Linked DNA regions of Homo sapiens: region 1 is linked to region 2. The links are chromatin loops, found by intact Hi-C in ENCODE. Cell type or tissue: GM12878. All regions are shown on one strand. Links, peaks and the distances in the headings refer to the core of each region. The heading gives the core; the rest is flanking DNA.

Region 1 (10,201 bases), core at 3,577-7,576, 140 kb after region 2:
GATGAAAAAAGTCTTCATTAGAAAAAATTGACTGGCCAGACACAGCGGCTCACACTTGTAATCCCAGCACTTCGGGAGGCTGAGGTGGGCAGATCACCAGATGTCAGTAGTTCAAGACCAGCCTGGCCAACATAGTGAAACCCCATCTCTACTAAAAATACAAAAATTAGACAGGTGTGGTAGCACGCACACCTGCAATCCCAGCTACTTCAGAGGCTGAGGCAGGAGAATCACTTGAACCCGGGAAGCAGAGGCTGCAGTGAGCCGAGATCACACCACTGTACTCCAGTCTGAGCAACACAGATTCCATCTCAAAAAAAAAAAAGAAAAAAGAAAGAAAGAAAAGAAAAATCTGGACTTCCCAGAAGCATTTTGTGAGTGCTTTCTTTGATTAATAATTTACCTTAAAGCAATTCAAAGACAAAACTGGTTCATTTTCAAATTCACATCATTGTTGATGATCCAGTCTTACAACCCAGTAGAAAAAATGCCACAAGAGTGGCAAGGCAGTCTGACCAGAGCTTGTCCTACCCGCTACCTTCCACTACCTCTAATCATACTCAGCATTTCTTGAGCACTTGTCACACATCAGGGACTACATTAAACATGTTAGAGGAATTATCTCAATTAATAGTCACAACAACCTGTTTTCCCTACTTTATAGACGAGAAAACATTAGAGAGGTTAAGTAACTTGCCTACGGATACTTAATAAGTGGTAAACAAGACAGGATGTGACTGATTCCAGGCAATATGTGTCTCAATGGCATTTTTACAAGCCAGGGAGCATATCAAAAATGCAGTGTTTACTAAGTCACCTCATATTTCTTTTCTGAATCAACCCCAAACTTATTCATTATGCTTATCCATTAATTGTTTTGTAGCCACTAATTAGCTGTAGCTTGTCCACTGAGAGCTTGACAGACTCATCTGTTTTCCAAATTGACTGTATATGGATTTTTAGAATTTTCTCATTTTAAAATAAAAATTGAGTAGATATGCTCACAGAAGGATTGAAGTTCTATTATCACCAATATTTCATATGTTATTGGGTTTTCAATCTCATTTTGTCTTAATTTTTCTCATTTGTGTTGCCCTTGAAGTTGTAAGTTTTAGGGCTTAGGGGCCATGTCTTTTTGTTTGAAAACAAAAGAGCTTCAGAATAAAAGATTGAAAGATTAAAAAAAACTGTTAGCAATGAATGCTTCTGGGTTAATGGGATTGTGCATAACTTTTTTATTTCTGTATTTTCCAATTTCCAAATTTTCCACGAAGTTCTTATAGCTAGAGAAAAGTATTATTTTAAATAATTTTAACTTCTCTTGTCTATGACAATATATGTTGATTTCCATAAAATGCCTCATTAACACTGAAAATAATCTAAACCCTGGTATCAGTAATAAATAGAAGTAAAATTCTTAGATTCATCCAAGGCAAGGGCTGCATGTGCTGGAGGCCTAGTGAGAGGGAGCCACTCCAACAGAAGAAAGGAGAAAAGTTGGAAGCAGAGAATTTTAGTGCCCTCATCATTGCTCCCCTGAATTCAAGCGGCCCAGGTTCATAAACCCACAGAGTGCTTTCTACAGGTCCACAAAATAAAACCTTACAGCACCCTATATGACAGGTGGGCTCTATAGCAGAAATGTGACTTGTCACCTGCCTGGAGCACAGAGCCATTCACAGTCCCAGAGATGGTTTTTCTAGGCAGTGAAGTGGTTCTGAGATTCTGTCTAGGATACTTTTAAGCATAGACTCAGAAATAACAAGTATTTAATGAAGGTAGTCAATACTAGAAAGATTCCTTCCATCTCAGAGAAAAAACTTGGAAGCTAGAAAGACTTAGGTTTTTAAACAGGGATTGGTTTCTCTGGCATTGCAGATATGTTGAAATACATCGAAACCCTTGCTCTGCCTGCTTCCTGATGCTTTTGTTATTATTGTGCCTTGTGATGTCATCAGTTGTGAGCTGGTGATATCATAGTGCATTATTTGAGCCCTAGTCATCACCCAAGTGCTGCTGAGAGGACAGATGATTGAGAGAATGACAGAGAAAATGTTGGAATCTCCTCCTATGCATGAGTCAGAGAGGAAATTGCTACCATCTTCAAGGTCTACTGAGGAAGCACATACTGAATGCTGGAAGCACCAGGGGAGATCCCCAGCTGTTCTTGTCAGAGCAACCCTGAAAGCAAGATCAGAATGGCTGCTCCAAGAGACTGGACCAGGCCACAAAGCATACAGAGAAAACAAGGGTGGGATACATGGATACAGAGAAAACAGGGGCGGGAAGGGGTATGGGGGACATACTTTGGGAAGAAGTCCTCCAAGAAATAGTAAAATCTTTACTCAGGGAAATAGTACAATGCCTCCAGGAGGTAAGACAGAAGCAAAACTTGACAGAAGCTCATCCTTAATCCCTTTGGAAATACAGATTTCTCTCTGGGCCAGAATCCTAACAAGGTAGCCCAGTGAATCCTTGGAAAACAACCATTAAAAGCACGATTTTATGATTTATAGACTCAGTGACTGAATTAATATCACACTTCTGACGTGTACCAGCTGTGATTTAAGGTGATTACTTAACCTCTCTGAGCCCCAGCTTCCTCATCTGTAAAATAAATAATGAGCCCTAATCATAGAGATGCCATAAGAATTAAATGAAGAAATGTTTATAAAGTACTATGTATAGAAAGTACACAGTGCCTAGCATAAAGTAGGCCTACAAAAAAAATAGCTACTAAGTGTATGTGTGTGTGTGTGTGTGTGTGTGTTTGTGTATAGAATTGTGTATTTTTGAATACCTGGTATATCTCATGACAAAGAAAGATGAGAAGCATTCTGGTTTTGGTTTTGGACTTATTAAAGGAGATATTATGCAAAATGTTTTATATGTCAGAATCCCCCCAAAAAATTAGTCCAAATAACAGTGTACCATGACAAAGTTATCCTGTGTTCTGGGTTAATGGCTTTTCAAACTCATTTGGAGTCGGTTTAGGTAAAATACTGTGCAAGTTTCTATATATCAAAGAAAAATTGCACAGCATAGAGCTAAACAGGCAAGAAAGACTGTATTCAATACTTATTGCCATAGGAGTCAAGTCTATTGCAATAGGGGAGAATGGTTAAACTTGAAAACAAAAAGAGGGAGAATTTTTAAGCACTGGAGTGAGCAAATAGAAAAGTACTAGAGGACATTAGCGCTGGCCAGTGGGAGTAGGCCATCTGTGTTTGCTAGCTGGTGCTTGTTCATGTATTAAAGCTAGGCTCCTATGGTCCCACAGAGACTGGGAAATAGGGGAGCTGTCTTTCTTGATAATTACATTGCAAAGTGGCGGCTCCCAGGTCCTTGTGAAAGACATTCCTGGGTTATAAAACTTGCAAGAGGTTGGGAGAAGATTGACCTCTCAGAGGGCCAAAGAATTTACAATTACAAGCTTTCTACAGTAAATATTCTTCCTTCTGAACTACAGTTCTATGAAAAAGGGGGGAAAAAAGAAAGGAAAAATGAAGTACATGCTCTAAGAAAAAGAGAGCTCAAGGGCCTATACTCGGGAAGAAGCCTGTCTAAAATTTAGTCAAGCTGAGGGGAACTTTAAGACCATCTTGATCATATACCCAGCTTGGCAGGGTCTGCCTTCATGTATCAGTGAGGAGATTGCCATCTAAAGCATGTCTTCTCTGGAAGCACCTGTCTAAAACTAGTTGCCTACCTCCATTTGCAATAACCTGACTTTCATGGGTCTGGACATTCCCCTCATTTGAGTCATTCTCCTGTGTTAGACAACAAAGTTGAGTGCACGGTTTGTAGGAGACCATAGTTAATAACATTGGTGTGATCTGGGGGCAGGAATGAAGGACCTACCTGCATCTCTTATTAGCCTTTCTGTCAGGGAAAGACCTCAGCAAAATTTTGATGTAGACAAAGGCTTTCCAATCTTTCCTTCCTTTTCAGCTCTTCTTGTTTCAGACACCGTATGCCCTCAGCCTCTCCCCTCTCCTTTCGTTTTCTCCCAGAAACTAGCTTCTGAATCTTATACTAAAATGGAACAAACTGGCTAATAGCCTAAAATAAGCCAAAATGTTTGTATATTACTAAAATCTTAAACTTGGTGAAATCTTTTGTTTGGGCCAGCAGTGAGTTAAAATGTTACAGGACCTCACCCTTAATGCTGAAACTGCCCCCTTCTAGCAAACAGTTGTCACATTGAAAGACAGGACAGGAAAGCATCGAGGGAGACCCCAACCTGCCAAGGACAAACCTGGATAGCTGGGGAATGGCCCCATGCCACAGCAGGGAAAGCAGGCACTAAGGTGAATGCCTGGAAATGAGGGATGACAGGGATTCTGGAGGCCCTTGAAGAAGGATTCTAAAAGAATATGTCTAACCAAAGCTGGGAAATGAAGATCAGTGTCTTCTCCCTGTAACTTTTGTCTTGAATGAGTTCTAGAGATGAAAGAATATGAGACCCTAAAAAACAACCCTTCTGTTCACCTTTACCCCTCAAGTACTGTCTCAGGCCTTTCCTTCTGGTCTCAAAGCTCTTTTAGGAGATGGAGTTCCCCATACAGTCCAAATAATATGTCAATTGCTTCTATATCACTACTCCTCTCAATAATTCATTTTAATACGTATAGCCAAGACACAGTTATATGAGTTAATATATGTAAGACAGGAAAAGGGTTGCTGGTATATAATAAGGTATATGCTATATGCATATTAGCTATGATTTTTATCATTATTATGCCACAGCCCTGATTGTGAGGGATATTTGTCAAAGCCAGAGTAGAAAGATACCCCAGTTATAGCTGCTAGGTCAGCACCATAAAAGAGAGGAACCCAGTACATATCCATAAAGGAAGATGCAATCATCCTGTTCTTTATAATGACTTAAGATAGCAGGATGGATAATATCTTTCCAGAGACAGACTTCCCCAAGGATGCCAGTCTTGCTGCCTTGTATCAGTCAACTGAACCTATTCTTACTTGGGGTTACCTCTGCCCAGCACCACAGATACATGTAGGATCTGAATGTGGAAGATCTCCAGCTCTGGTAATATTCCTCTGAGATATTTCTTGTAAGAAATTCATCTGTAAAGCAAATATAAGGGAAAGTCCTGTGATACTTGAAGGATCGTCTCTCTTGACTCCTGTCAGCATCCTTCAAAGTGACCAGCTAGATTGATTTCATAACACCCAGTCCCAGCAACAGCAGTTCTGCTTCCGGGGGAAGGCCAACTTCCAAAAATCACAATAGAACCGTTGATGTAGGGTAATTTAGTGCTAAACGGACCCAGCAGGGTGGGTTTTTTTTTTCTTAAAAGGGAAGAGTGCAGTAAAGATAGTTTGGTTTGGGGCCTGACCTAAATCTTTCACTTCCTCTTACAGGAGAGAAGCAGATGTTAACTACAGGGTTGGGGAGGGAATGGGGAAGAAGAAGAGAACAAAATAAAATTGTGGTTCAAATTATTGTTAACACGTCAGTCTGATGATGCTCATTCTCTCATGTAAGCATTTAGAAATTCAACACAGAGACCATCTTCATTTTTGTTCATAAATTATTTATGCCTACTTCACCTTTTCTTTAAAGGCACAAATAAAATAAAATAAAAGTGAAGCCAGCAAAAGACAAGCCATCTTTTCAACACATGGTGCTGCAATAATTAGATATACAGAAAGACAAAGATGAATCCAAACCCTTATCTCACATCATACACAAAAAATTAATTCAAAACGAATCAACATTCATTGGAATTTATCAAATTTTTTTAAGTTTTGCACTTCAAAAGATACCATTAACAAAATAAAAAGGTAAATCACATACTGGGAGAAAAATACTTGTAAGTCATGTATCTGGTAAGGGACTTGTATCCAGAATATATAAAGAACTCTTACAATTTAATAGTAAGAAGAAAACTCAATTTTTAAAGTGGGCAAAACATTTGAATAAACATTTTACTAAAGAAGATATCTGAATGACCAATAAGCACAAGAAAAGATGCTTAACATCATTTGTTACTAGGGAAATGCAAATTCTTTTTTTTTTCTTTTTTTTGAGACAGGGTCTTACTCTGTCACCCAGACTGTAGTGCAGTGACACAATCACGGCTCACTCCAGCCTCAACTGGAGTCAAACGATCCTGCCACCTCAGCCTCCTGAGTAGCTGGAACCACAGGTGTGTGCCACCTTGCCTGGCTAATTTTTGTATTTTTTGTAGAGACAGGGTTTCACCACATTGCCCAGGCTGGTCTCAAGCTCCTGAGCTCAAATGATCTGCCTGCCTCAGCCACCCAAGATGCTAGGATTACATGCATGAGCTACTGTACCCAGCTGGGAAATGCAAGTTAAAGCCAAGGTAAGATACCACTGCACACCCATTAAAATGGCTATAATCCAAAAGGCAGGCAATAGCAAGTGTTGGTACAGACATAGAGAAACTGGAACCTTCATACATCGTTGCAGGATATGTAAAATGGTACAGCTACTTTGGAAAACAGTTTAAAAGTTAAACATAAATTAACCATAAGATCCAGCAATTCTTCTTCTAGGTATCTACTCAAGAGAAATAAAAATGTGCATCCACACAAAAACTTGTATGTGAATGCTCATAGAAGATTACTCATAATAGCTGATATGGTTTGGCTCTGTGTCCCTTCTCAAATCTCATGTCGAATTGTAATCCCACAGGTCAGGAGAGGGACCTGGTGGGAGGTAATTAGATCATGGGAGCAGATTTTCCCCATGCTGTTCTCATGATAGTGAGTGAGTTCTCATGAGAGCTGATGGTTTAAAAGTGTGGCACTCCCCACCTTAACTTTTTCCTGCCACCATGTAAGACATGCCTTACTTCCCTTTTGCTTTCCGCCATGATTGTAAGTTTCCTGAGGCCTCCCCAGCCATGTGGTACTGTGAGTCAATTAAACCTCTTTTCTTTATAAATTACCCAGTCTCAGGTGGTTATTTTTAGCAGTGTGAAAATGGACTAATACTATAGCCAAAACCTGAAAAAAATCCAAATGTCCATCAACTGGTGAATGGATAAATAAAGTGTGGTATATCCATACGAGGGAATATTATTCAGCAACAAAAAGAATGAAGTACAGATAACCCCTGGTTTACAAGTTTTGACTTTACAACCGGTTTATCACAGTATTAAATGCATTTTCCATTTAAAATATTTTTGACTTACAATGAGTTTATCAAAATGTAACCCCATCATAAATCAAGGAGCACCTATACTGACGGACGAGGATGAATTCAAACCCTTATCTCACATCATACACACAAAACAACTCAAAATGAATCAAAATTCATTGGAATTTATCAAAATTTTTAAGTTTTGCACTTTAAAAGATACCATGTAAATGATACATGTTATTACATAGATTTTCCTTGAAATTGTTATGCTCAGCAGTGGAAGCCAGCCACAAATGGTTTGACTCTGGTGTGATTTTGTTTACATGAAATAACCAGATTAGGCAAATCTATAGAGACAGAAAGTAGTAGATTAATGGTTGCCTGGGGTTGGGAAAAAGGGTCTTTTCAGGATGATGAAACTATTCTAAAATTGGGTTGTGATGATAGCAGCACAACTCTGTAAATTTACTAAAAATGATTGAATCGTACAGTTCAAATGGCAGATTTTTATGGTGTGTAAATTATACCTCAATAAAGCTATTAAAAAGAATACATACATCAAATAAAAAGCAAAGTCAGCAAATACTAACATCAAACAAAATTAGATTTGAGAGAATGCTTGAATTTAAAACTAATTTTCTGACAGTCAAGGCAAAAGGCAAAGACATTCATGAGGCTATATAACATTGTTTTTGTTTTAAAAAATTAAAAAGAAAGAAAGAAAAAAGCATTCCTGTAATCCCAGCTACTTAGGAGGCTGAGGCAGTAGGACAATTTGAGCTCAGGAATCCAAGACCAGGATAATTTGAGCTCAGAAATTTGAGACCAGCCTAGGCAACATAGTGAGACTCCATCTCAATTTTTTTTTTAAAAAAAGGCTAAATGTTTATGTTCTCACTCATAAATGGGAGCCAAGCCATGAGGATGCAAAGGCATAAGAATGACACAGTGGACTTCGGGGACTCAGAAGTAAGAGTGGGAAGGGGGTAGGGGATAAAAGACTACAAGTTAAGTTTAGTGTATATTGCTCTGGAGATGGGTGCACCAAAATCTCACAAATCTCCACTAAAGAACTTACTCATCTAACCAAATATCACCTGTTCCCCAAAAACCTATGGAAATAAAAATTTTTTAAAAAAAGCTTAATTTTTGTCTTTGGTTGGGTGCAGTGGCTCAGGCCTGTAATCACAGCACTTTGGGAGGCTGAGGAAGGCAGATTGCCTAAGCTTAGGAGTTTGAGACAAGCCTGGGCAACATGGCAAAACCCCATCTCTACAAAAAATACAAAAATTATCTGGGCATGGTGGCATGCGCCTGTGATCCCAGCTACTTGGGGGCTGAGACAGGAGGGTTGCTTGGGCCCAGGTGGTTGAGGCTGCAGTGAGCTCTGTTCATGCCACTTCACTCTGGCTTATGTGAAAAAGTGAGACCCTGTCTAAAAAAAAATTAAAATAAAAATTAAAAAACAAATTTTTTCTTTATCTGTTTCCTGCTGCTATAACAGAATATCACAGACTGGGTAATTTATAAAGAACAAAAGTTTATTTAACTCATGGTTCTGAAGGCTGGTAAGTCCAAAAACATGGTGTCTGGTAAGGGTCATCTCATGGTGAAAGGGAAGAAGACAGAAGTAATTACATTAGACAGAGAGGCATCAAAGGCTGGACTCACTTTATAACAACCTGCTTTGTGATAACTAACTCTCTCTTTTAATAATGACATTAATCCATTGGTTGGAGCCCTCTCATTAAGCCCTACCTCCCTCTCAACACTGTTGCATTGGGTATTAAGTTTCCAACACATGAACTTTTGAGGGAAACTTCAAACTATAGCAACTTTTTTCAGAAACAACTTTTTCTCTGCTTCTGACTTCCACCGAATAAAGAAAAAAAATCTCGTGTTCCAAATATTAGAGAGAGAGTCTGTAAAATTTGAGGGCATGTTGTTAGGTCTTAATTTGGGCACAGAATTTTCTGTTGAGACAGAGCAATAATACACTGCAGAACTGAGTTTAGGGTATAGCAACTCAATACCAGGAAGGAGCTCAGAGAAGCTAAAGAATGAGTGTTTAGCATCTCTTTTTGGCTGTATTTCTCACATAACATTTTTCCCATATGGGCTTTAATAAGTTTTCCATAGAAGACAATCCAAAACTATGTTTACTAATGAGTTCATAATGTTCATACCTGATTGAAAGTATTGGGCTGAAACACCTGTCATGTAGACAGTTAAGGAAAGTAGAGTCCAGTTTATGCTCTTACCCAGGAGTATGGCCTTAAACATAGAATAGGCTAAGAAAATCTACAGGTAAATAAGACTTTTCTCTACAAAGCAACTTTGGATATGTCTCCAAGACACTAACAAGTATGGTGAAGCTCTAAATTTCTGCACCTACAGCGTTAAGAGATACACCTGGCCTGAAGGATTTTTAGGATAGAAGTTAGTTTCCATCTGTACCTGCCAGTTAAGAACTTTCATGTGGATCCTGTGGAGCTATTAATTTGAAGCAGAATTGAATCTCCATGGCTCCGATGGGTGATGCTGGTCCCAAAATACACAGCACCACCCCTGAAATATAACTATACTTATCTATCTGTTTAATAAAGCTCTATTAAACAAGAGTACATTCTAAAAATGGCATGCTTGACACCAAGCTGTTTCTCCTGATAGAAACCAACCATTCAGTGAAGGACCATGTCATCAGCAAAGAGAATAATAGATACCTTCCTGTTTGCTATGGCAAAAGACATAGCATCCGTTTTATCTAAAAATGCTGACCCAAATATTATGAGTTAAAAATAAAGAACTGAGTACAGCCACATTTAATGCTACTTAAAATTGGAATTTACCATGAAGAGCCACTGTATTTTACAGCAGGGACAGTGGCGGAGTCACGGGAGAAAAATAAAAAGCCTTGGACTTAATAAGACCCTACAATATTGCTCTAAATACTTACTGCAAAAATCTTAAAACGCTCTTAATCTCAACAACAAAAAACCTGACTTTAAAAATAAGCAAATGACTTGAATAGACATTTCTTCAAAGAAGATATACTAATAGCCAATA
Region 2 (10,201 bases), core at 4,224-8,223:
TGCTCCATTGGTCTATGTCTCTGTTTTGGTACAAGTACCATGCTGTTTTGCTTACTGTAGCGTTGTAGTATAGTTTAAAGTCAGGTAGCATGATGCCTCCAGCTTTGTTCTTTTGGCTAAGAATTGACTTGGCAATGTGGGCTCTTTTTTGATTCCATATGAACTTTAAAGTAGTTTTTTCCAATTCTGTGAAGAAAGTCATTGGTAGCTTGATGGTGATGGCATTGAATCTATAAATTACCTTGGGCAGTATGGCCATTTTCACGATATTGATTCTTCCTACCCACGAGCATGGAATATTCTTCATTTGTTTGTATCCTCTTTTATTTCATTGAGCAGTGGTTTGTAGTTCTCCTTGAACTACACATCCCTTGTAAGTTGGATTCCTAGGTATTTTATTCTCTTTGAAGCAACTGTGAATGGGAGTTCACTCATGATTTGGCTCTCTGTCTGTTATTGGTGTATAAGAATGCTTGTGATTTTTGCACATTGATTTTGTATCCTGAGACTTTGCTGAAGTTGCTTATCAGCTTAAGGAGATTTTGGGCTGAGACAATAGGGTTTTCTAGATATACAATCATGTCATCTGCAAACAGGGACAATTTGACTTCCTCTTTTCCTAACTGAATACACTTTATTTCTTTCTCCTGCCTGATTGCTCTGGCCAGAACTTCCAACACTATGTTGAATAGGAGTGGTGAGAGAGGGCATCCCTGTCTTGTGCCAGTTTTCAAAGGGAATGCTTCCGGTTTTTGCCCGTTCAGTATGATATTGGCTGTGGGTTTGTCATAAATAGCTCTTATTATTTTGAGATACATCCCATCAATACCTAATTTTTTGAGAGTTTTTAGCATGAAGGGCTGTTGAATTTTGTCAAAGGCCTTTTCGGCAACTATTGAGATAATCATGTGGTTTTGGTCTTTGGTTCATTTATATGCTGGATTACATTTATTGATTTGCGTATGTTGAACCAGCCTTGCATCCCAGGGATGAAGCCCACTTGATCATGGTGGATAAGCTTTTTGATGTGTTGCTGGATTCGGTTTGCCAGTATTTTATTGAGGATTTTTGCATCAATGTTCATCAGGGATATTGGTCTACAATTCTCTTTTTTTGTTGTGTCTCTGCCAGGCTTTGTTATCAGGATGATGCTGGCCTCATAAAATGAGTTAGGGAGGATTCCCTCTTTTTCTATTGATTGGAATAGTTTCAGAAGGAATGGTACCAGCTCCTTCTTGTACCTCTGGTAGAATTTGACTGTGAATCCGTCTGGTCCTGGACTTTTTTTGGTTGGTAAGCTATTAATTATTGCCTCAATTTCAGAGCCTCTTATTGGTCTATTCAGAGATTCAACTTCTTCCTGGTTTAGTCTTGGGAGGTTGTATGTGTCGAGGAATTTATCCATTTCTTCTAGATTTTCTAGTTTATTTGCATAGAGGGGTTTATAGTATTCTCTGATGGTAGTTTGTATTTCTGTGGGATCGGTGGTGATACACCCTTTATCGTTTTTTATTGCATCTATTTGATTCTTCTCCCTTTTCTTCTTTATTAGTCTTGCTAGCGGTCTATCAATTTTGCTCATCTTTTCAAAAAACCAGCTCCTGGATTCATTGATTTTTTGAAGGGTTTTTTGTGTCTCTGTGTCCTTCAGTTCTGCTCTGATCTTGGTAATTTCTTGCCTTCTGCTAGCTTTTGAATGTGTTTGCTCTTGCTTCTCTAGTTCTTTTAATTGTGATGTTAGGGTGTCAATTTTAGATCTTTCCTGCTTTCTCTTGTGGGCATTTAGTGCTATAAATTTCCCTCTACACACTGCTTTGAATGCGTCCCAGAGATTCTGGTATGTTGTGTCTTTGTTCTCATTGGTTTCAAAGAACATCTTTATTTCTGCCTTCATTTCATTATGTACCCAGTGGTCATTCCGGAGCAGGTTGTTCAGTTTCCATGTAGTCGAGTGGTTTTGAGTGAGATTCTTAATCCTGAGTTCTAGTTTGATTGCACTGTGGTCTGAGAGATAGTTTGTTATAATTTCTGTTCTTTTACATTTGCTGAGGAGAGCTTTACTTCCAACTATGTGGTCAATTTTGGAATAAGTGCGGTGTGGTGCTGAGAAGAATGTGTATTCTTTTGATTTGGGGTAGAGAGTTCTGTAGATGTCTATTAGGTCCGCTTGGTGCAGAGCTGAGTTCAATTCCTGGATATCCTTGTTAACTTTCTGTCTCTTTGATCTGTCTAATGTTGACAGCGGGGTGTTAAAGTCTCCCATTATTATTGTGTGGGAGTCTAAGTCTCTTTGTAGGTCACTAAGGACTTGCTTTATGAATCTGGGTGCTCCTATATTGGGTGCATACATATTTAGGATAGTTAGCTCTTCTTGTTGAATTGATCCCTTTTCCATTATGTAATGGCCTTCTTTGTCTCTTTTGATCTTTGTTGGTTTAAAGTCTGTTTTATCAGAGACTAGGATTGCAACACCTGCCTTTTTTTGTTTTCCATTTGCTTGGTAGATCTTCCTCCATCCCTTTATTTTGAGCCTACGTGGGTCTCTGCATGTGAGATGGGTTTCCTGGATACAGCGCACTGATGGGTCTTGACTTTTTAACCAATTTGCCAGTCTGTGTCTTTTAATTGGAGCATTTAGCCCATTTACATTTAAGGTTAATATTGTTATGTGTGAATTTGATCCTGTCATTATGATGTTAGCTGGTTATTTTGCTCATTAGTTGATGCAGTTTCTTCCTAGCCTTGATGGTCTTTACAATTTGGCATGTTTTTGCAGTGGCTTTTGCTGGTTGTTCCTTTCCATGTTTAGTGCTTCCTTCAGGAGCTCTTTTAGGGCAAGCCTGGTGGTGACAAAATCTCTCAGCATTTGCTTGTCTGTAAAGGATTTTATTTCTCCTTCACTTATGAAGCTTAGTTTGGCTGGATATGAAATTCTGGCTTCAAAATTCTTTCCTTTAAGAATGTTGAATATTGGCCCCCACTCTCTTCTGGCTTGTAGAGTTTCTGCTAAGAGATCAGCTGTTAGTCTGATGGGCTTCCCTTTGTGGGTAACCTGACCTTTCTCTCTGGCTGCACTTAACATTTTTTCCTTCATTTCAACCTTGGTGAATCTGACAATTATGTGTCTTGGAGTTGCTCTTCTCAAGGAGTATCTTTGTGGCATTCTCTGTATTTCCTAAATTTGAATGTTGGCCTGCCTTGCTAGATTGGGGAAGTTCTCCTGGATAATATCCTGCAGACTGTTTTCCAACTTTGTTCCATTCTCCCTGTCACTTTCACGTACACCAATCTGACGTAGATTTGCTCTTTTCACATAGTCCCATATTTCTTGGAGGCTTTGTTGATTTCTTTTTATTCTTTTTTCTCTAAACTTCTCTTCTTGCTTCATTTCATTCATTTCATCTTCCATCACTGATATCCTTTCTTCCAGTTGATCGAATCGGCTACTGAGGCTTGTGCATTCATCATGTATTTCTCGTGCCATGGTTTTCAGCTCCATCAGGACCTTTAAGGAATTATCTGCATTGGTTATTCTAGTTAGCCATTCGTCTAATTTTTTTTCAAGGTTTTTAACTTCTTTGCAATGAGTTCGAACTTCCTCCTTTAGCTCAGAGTAGTTTGATCATCTAAAGCCTTCTTCTCTCAACTCGTCAAAGTCACTCTCCATCCAGCTTTGTTCCATTGCTGGTGAGGAGCTGCGTTCCTTTGGAGGAGGAGAGGTGCTCTGATTTTTACAATTTTCAGTTTTTCTGCTCTGTTTTTTCCCCATCTTTGTGGTTTTATCTACCTTTGGTCTTTGATGATGGTGATGTACAGATGGGGTTTTGGTGTGGATGTCCTCTCTGTTGGTTAGTTTTCCTTCTAACAGTCAGAAACCTCAGTTGCAGGTCCATTGGAGTTTGCTAGAGGTCCACTCCAGACCCTGTTTGCCTGGGTATCAGCAGTGGAGGCTGCAGATCAGTGAATATTGGTGAACAGCAAATGTTGCTGGCTGATCGTTCCTCTGGAAGTTTTGTCTCAGAGAGGTACCCAGCCATGTGAGGTGTCAGTCTGCCCCTACTGGGGAGTGCCTCCCAGTTAGGCTACTCAGGAGTCAGGGACCCACTTGAGGAGGCAGTCTGTCCATTCTCAGATCTCAAGCTGCATGCTGGGAGAACCACTACTGTCTTCCAAGCTGTCAGACAGGGACATTTAAGTCTGCAGAGGTTTCTGCTGCCTTTTGTTTGGCTATGCCCTGCCCCCAGAGGTGGAGTCTGCAGAGGCAAGCAGGCCTCCTTGAGCTGCGGTGGGCTCCACCCAGTTCAAGCTTCCTGGCCACTTTGTTTACCTGCTCAAGCCTCAGCAATGGCGTGTTCCCCTCCCCCAGCCTCACTGCCGCCTTGTAGTTTGATCTCAGACTGCTGTGCTAGCAACAAGCGAGGCTTCGTGGCCATAGGACCCTCCAAGCTAGGTGCGGGATATAATCTCCTGGTGTGCCATTTGCTAAGACCATCGGAAAAGTGCAGTATATGGGTGGGAGTGACCTGATTTTCCAGGTGCCGTCTGTCACCCCTTTTCTTGGCTAGGAAAGGGAATTCCCTGACCCCTTGTGCTTCCCGGGTGAGGCAATGCCTCACACTGCTTCGGCTCACACTTGGTGCACTGCACCCACTGTCCTGCACCCACTGTCTGACAATCCCCAGTGAGATGAACCTGGTACCTCAGTTGGAAATGCAGAAATCATCTGTCTTCTGCATTGCTCGTGCTGGGAGCTGTAGACTGGAACTGTTCCTACTTGGCCATCTTGGAACCGCCCCCTCTTCCACTTATTATTCACTGGCCAGAACTAGGCATGTGGCCCCAACTGAAAGGCAAAAGAGGCTAGAAAATAAATGGAAACACATACAATGTTTGGTGAGCACTAGCTCTTTATGTCACAAGTGAATAGACTACATACTATAATAATTTTAATTTTTAAAAAATGGTTATCTCAGGATAACTTTATGGAATGTTGAAAATACAAGTTTACCTAACATCTGTTGTTCAGTTGTACATATAATCTACATTGTGTTTATACTGTGATTCCTCTGTGCCAGACTGAAAACATGAAGTAGACAATAGTAAAATAATTTCAACAAATGTCAACTGAACAAAATTTGAGATTACCTGGTAAATTGAGTATTAGTTTGGATATCCCTCTCCCGAAGATGTATTATAATGGCAATTGCTTTCTTTGCCAAGGAGTAATATTTATCTGTAAGGCTTTTTCCAATTAAGAAAATATTCAATGATGATAAAGTAGAAATATGATTTTTTTTCCTTCACTCTTCCAGATAGAAAGCAAATTCTGCCTGGTGTGGTGGCTCAAGACTATAATCTCAGCACTTTGAGAGGCCAAGGCAGACAGATCACTTGAAGTCAAGAGTTCAGGACCAATCTAGCCAACATGGTGAAACCCCCATCTCTATTAAAAATACAAAAATTAGCCAGGCATGGTGGCATGCACCTGTAGTCCCAGCTACTTGAGAGGCTGAGGTGGGAGAATCACTTGAACCTGGCAGGCAGAGGTTGCAGTGAGCTGAGATCACACCACTGCACTCCAGCCTAGGCAAAGAAGCAAGACTCCAAGAAAGAAAGAAAAGACAGGGAGGAAGGGAGGAAGGAAGGAAGGAAGGAAGGAAGGAAAGAAGGAAAGAAGGAAGGAAGGAAGGAAATTCTATCTTGGGCAGGAGTTGTAGATACATCATTATCCTGACAATCAGAACCATGATTTGGAAAGATTAATCTGATGGAAATATGCAAATAGGTTAAAAACTATTGTCAAAGAAAGCAGTTAAGCAGCTCATACCAAAGTTCAGCTGTGAAGTAAATGATGACTGTGTGCCGTTTCACACAAGAAGTACTTCATGAATAGGAACCTTCTTTCAGACTGAAACCAGAAACAATCTTAGTTGCTAAACTTCATTAGGAGAGAAGTTACCATGCATAAATGATATGTCTTATGACCACCGGATCTTCCAGATTCCCCTTCCAGTATGTTGGTGCCTTCAAGTGAGAGAGATAAAGTTCTCTCAGCTTCTTCTCTTGTGGCTGAGTTTGCCACAACCAGCAGCCCTGACACACACTATTGGTAAACAAAGCAGAAGTAATGTCACAAGGCATGGGCTTGCCGAGAAGGGTGCCCAAAATAGCAAACCTCATAGCTTAATTTAGAAGAATCTTTACAATGTCAAGCTTACAAAGGTTAAAAAAAAAAAAAAAAAAAGAAACAAAGAAAGAAAAAAGAAATGTGGGGCTAAGCATGGTGGTTCATGCCTGTAATCCCAACACTTTGGGAGGCTGAGGGCTGAGGTGAGGATATCTTGGGGCCAAGAGTTTAAGACCAGTCTGGGCACCATAGTGAGACACTCTCTCTAGAAAAAAAAAAAACTTAAAAATTAGCCCAGTGTGCTAGTTTGGGCCTGTAGTCCTAGCTACTCTGGAGGCCGATGAAGAAATCTCATGAGCCTAGGAGTTCAAGGCTGCAGTGAGCTATGGTCATACCACTGCACTCCAGTCTGGGCCACAGAGCAGGACCTTGTCCAAAAAAAAAGGGAATGTGGTAGCATTTTCAACAAGTATAAACTATGTGGTCTTGTCTATTCACAGATCATTTAAAGATGAAAGCTTTAATTGGGGGGAAAGCCATATCAGCCAATGGCACTGTGAATTTTTGGCAGAGGCATCATCAATTCTAATAACTTTTATCAAAACCAATGGTTTTAAGCATTCAAGCTTTTATTTACCCCTCTGTGGTCTGAAATAACCATTGGCGTTTGGAGCTGTTTTTGTTTATTTAATTTGGTTTTGTTTTAATTGGTCTTGAAGTCAACATACTCAGGATTTGCAATGTAGAAATGAGTTCTATGAAGGCAGCAGATTCTTGATTTCTTTCGGTCTATAAGTCTTCCCCATTAAAAGCCTATACTCTGGCCAATAAGAACTAGAAGTAGAAAATAAAGTTAAAAGCAAGCTCAACATAGTGAGGTTCTAACTCCATATGTTGCGTTTATGGAGGCTTGTTTCTCTAACTCTTTCCTGGTCCTCAGACACCATGGGAGAATAAAAGTAAGCCACTGGTACCTTCTTCTGCCGTAAACTTTTCTCCAACATAAACACATATTTATGTTGACATGAACATAAACACACAGTCACACACACTCATTGCTTTGGAAATGGTAATTCCCATTAGAAACATGCAAGTTTAAATTTAATGTTCTTTGTACTTAGTGGTAATTCACTTATACTTATTTTCTTTGAGAGAGTGAGACAGGAAAGAATCTCAAGAATCTTTAAAGAAATGCAGAGAAGGCTAGCTGTGCCAGGTAACTGACGAAAAGCAAATTAAGGTCTCCGTTTTCAAAAGAAGAATGAAGTTAGATTTCACAAACTCAAATAATGAAAATATTATCAAAGGCAGGCTGAGCACAATGTCTCATGCCTGTAATCCCACCACTTTGAGAGGCCATGGTGGGCAGATCAGTTGAGTCCAGGAGTTCAAGACCAGCCTGAACAACACAGTGAGACCTTGTGTCTAGAAAAAAAGAAAAAGAAATAAAATATTATCCACGACATTAATAAACAGATAGCTTGTGAACTTAAGAAGGGGAAATGATAGGTCACTAGAAGACATCGTGGATGCACTAAGAACACATTATATGAGGCTGAGTTCATTTCCATTTTTGAGAATTCAACTAAGTATAAGAGCAGAACTCCATAACTATTGTGTATTTAGAGTTTATAATACATTTCATCTTTCATAATCTCCATGAATACCAGTGAAGAAGTAGAGGCTAAATGCTAGTGGCGTTCAGTGGTTTAACGTAGAGTTGAATGACTAAACTCCCCAGGCTCAGAATCTGTGCCCACCTGAGTTAGTTGCCCAGTGGCTTGACACAGGGCTCATTCTTATCTCTTTGCTACTTAACCCATTTATCAAGAACTTCCATAGCTTCCATAGGGACCTAGATATCATGGATATCAAATGTGATAACCTAAAATTATAAGACTTGTTGATAATTAGCTCCAAAAATATCTCAGCAAGATGAAGTAATGGTCTTGATTTTCAGTTCACTAACCACGTTTCAGGTACAGTTTACTGAGATGGAAATAAGTGTGCTTCCTTATCTGGTACAATAAAACAGAGCTCTATTTTAAAATAAATGCTTAATTATTATACAGAACACATATTTCAAAGGTGATTTCTGGCTAGCAATTTAAAAGAAAAAAAGAATATTAAAATGCAATACTTGGTAACTTTTTCATTAATACTTAACTTATAGTGTCAACACCAAATCTTAATAACTTCTCAAATTCAACACATTTAAGTCCTTTCTTTGGAATTATGACCAAATCAAGGATCTAGAGATTCAGGCTCTCTTAGCATCTTTTTGATACTTGCTCTTCTCATCAATTTCTAGTTTCCCTTCTCTAGTTAACTGAAGGATAGGGTTTAACTTCCCTTTTTCCCCCACTCTTTCTTCTACAGTCACAGAAGCACAACTCCCCACATCCGTGCACTAGGTACAGCTTAGTGACCAACACCTTCGGTACTGCTAAGGATCCCTACAGAAGTTCTGCCTCTACTGTCAACTAGCAGAGCTATGAGGCCTTGGCCCAGACCCATCACCTCTCTGGGATTCAATGCCCTCATCTCTAGAACTATGTGGCCTCCAGAGTCTGTTTGCTCTCAGAATCTTTGACGTCATGATTCCTTACCATAACAAGTATCATTTATAAATGAAGGTAAAAATGGTCAACTTTAAAATTAATAATAATAATAGTATGAGAAAATAAATTCAGTAAAACTAGGCCTCTTAGACAGACAATCAAAATGCAACAGAAATCCCTGAAAGATTCAATTGCTTCAGTTTCTTAGAACCCAGTGAGTAAATAGATCATCTTGTAGGGGGTCTTTAATGAATCACTTTTCCTCTCTCAAGTCAATGTTTGATTGGTGTGTGTGTCTGTGTGCACTGTCCCTCTAGTTAGAGTTCCTCTAGAAACAAGAATAGATTCTTTTCCATCTCAATGTCTATCACATAATAATCCATCACAAACACTTGAAGACTGATAACTGGCTTAAATCTTTTATTGACAAAATTATATAAATCCTATTTGTCTGCACTGTAAAAAATATATATGAAATGCATTAATCAGTTAGAATTTTATTTGCTATATGGAGGGATAGTGTTCATTGTTTACTATTTCATTGGAAAAGCTATCAAATAACTTTATCTTTTTATAGCACCTATGCCAAATCACATGTACCTGTGAATTCCACAGTTTGTTTGTGCATCATACACCACATAATCTTTTAATGGTTCCATGTTTCAAGACATTGTTATCTGGTGACATAAAGTAGACTTTACAACCTAATAAAAATGTATGGAGTTTAAAATGTCATACTTTAAAAATTACTCAAACCATAAATCTAAGCCTCTTTTAAATAGAAAGGGGTAGTGCCTTTACTAATCCTCAAGACTTATTACATTTCTGCATCTAATTTCTCCATCCTTGTTCCTAGGCTGCATAGAGTTGCTGGAAAAAAAATTATAGAATGTGCTCAAAGCACCCTGGAATAAGAGAACAAAGGACATACATATATAAAGAGTGACAGCCTACAATTCAAACATTGATGGGTAACATATGTGCTTAAAGGTAAAGCCAACATCAACATTAATATCTATTCAAAAATTTCATTCTCCTTACTTTGGTATGTCTGGGTTTCAGTTGCTATTACTAAAAGTTCTGATTTCTCATGAACATCAAAGACAGTAGCCACACTCCACAAAGCGCTTAAGAAAACCTTGTTTTCAGTTTGACTCTTGTCTATACTGCACAGATACTTTAAAGGGAGAAGCAAAGACAAAATATGAGAGTGCTGGACTCATCTATGCTCTTCACCAACCAGACACTTGTTTTGAGTTCCTCATTGTTATTGCTGTTGTCGCTTGTTACTATCTTTTCCTCTTCTGGATTCAACAGTGACTTACTCTGTTATTCTTGCCAACCCATTTAACACGTCTGGCAGTCTCTGTAGAATCTTTCCTGTCACTCCTCAAACTAACAGGTATGCTGTAAAAAATGGGAGACTTTGAAGACTTGAGGAATATTAATTGAAGAGGGTATTTAATGGTGACATAGTAGGGGTGCTGTAAACCAGAGGTCAGAGATAGATATG

Evidence for each region. Peaks named below come from ENCODE experiments on the same cell type or tissue, not always from the same donor. Only the 100,000 strongest peaks of a DNase experiment are listed, where the experiment ranks them.
Region 1: a loop joins it to region 2, with 6 times the contacts of the local background. A loop is called at or near these places in 2 of 110 quality-filtered maps.

What each region holds. Positions count from the first base shown.
Region 1 is chr3:101,894,069-101,904,269 of GRCh38, reverse strand. No RefSeq gene overlaps it. Among named protein-coding and RNA genes, the nearest start is that of RDUR, 42 kb to the left of the region's middle. In GM12878, for the core only: no CTCF peak of the experiment used is centred there; a DNase peak (open chromatin) is centred at 5,299; H3K27ac peaks cover 1,056 bases.
Region 2 is chr3:102,034,520-102,044,720 of GRCh38, reverse strand. No RefSeq gene overlaps it. Among named protein-coding and RNA genes, the nearest start is that of RDUR, 99 kb to the right of the region's middle. In GM12878, for the core only: no CTCF peak of the experiment used is centred there; a DNase peak (open chromatin) is centred at 6,000; H3K27ac peaks cover 1,765 bases.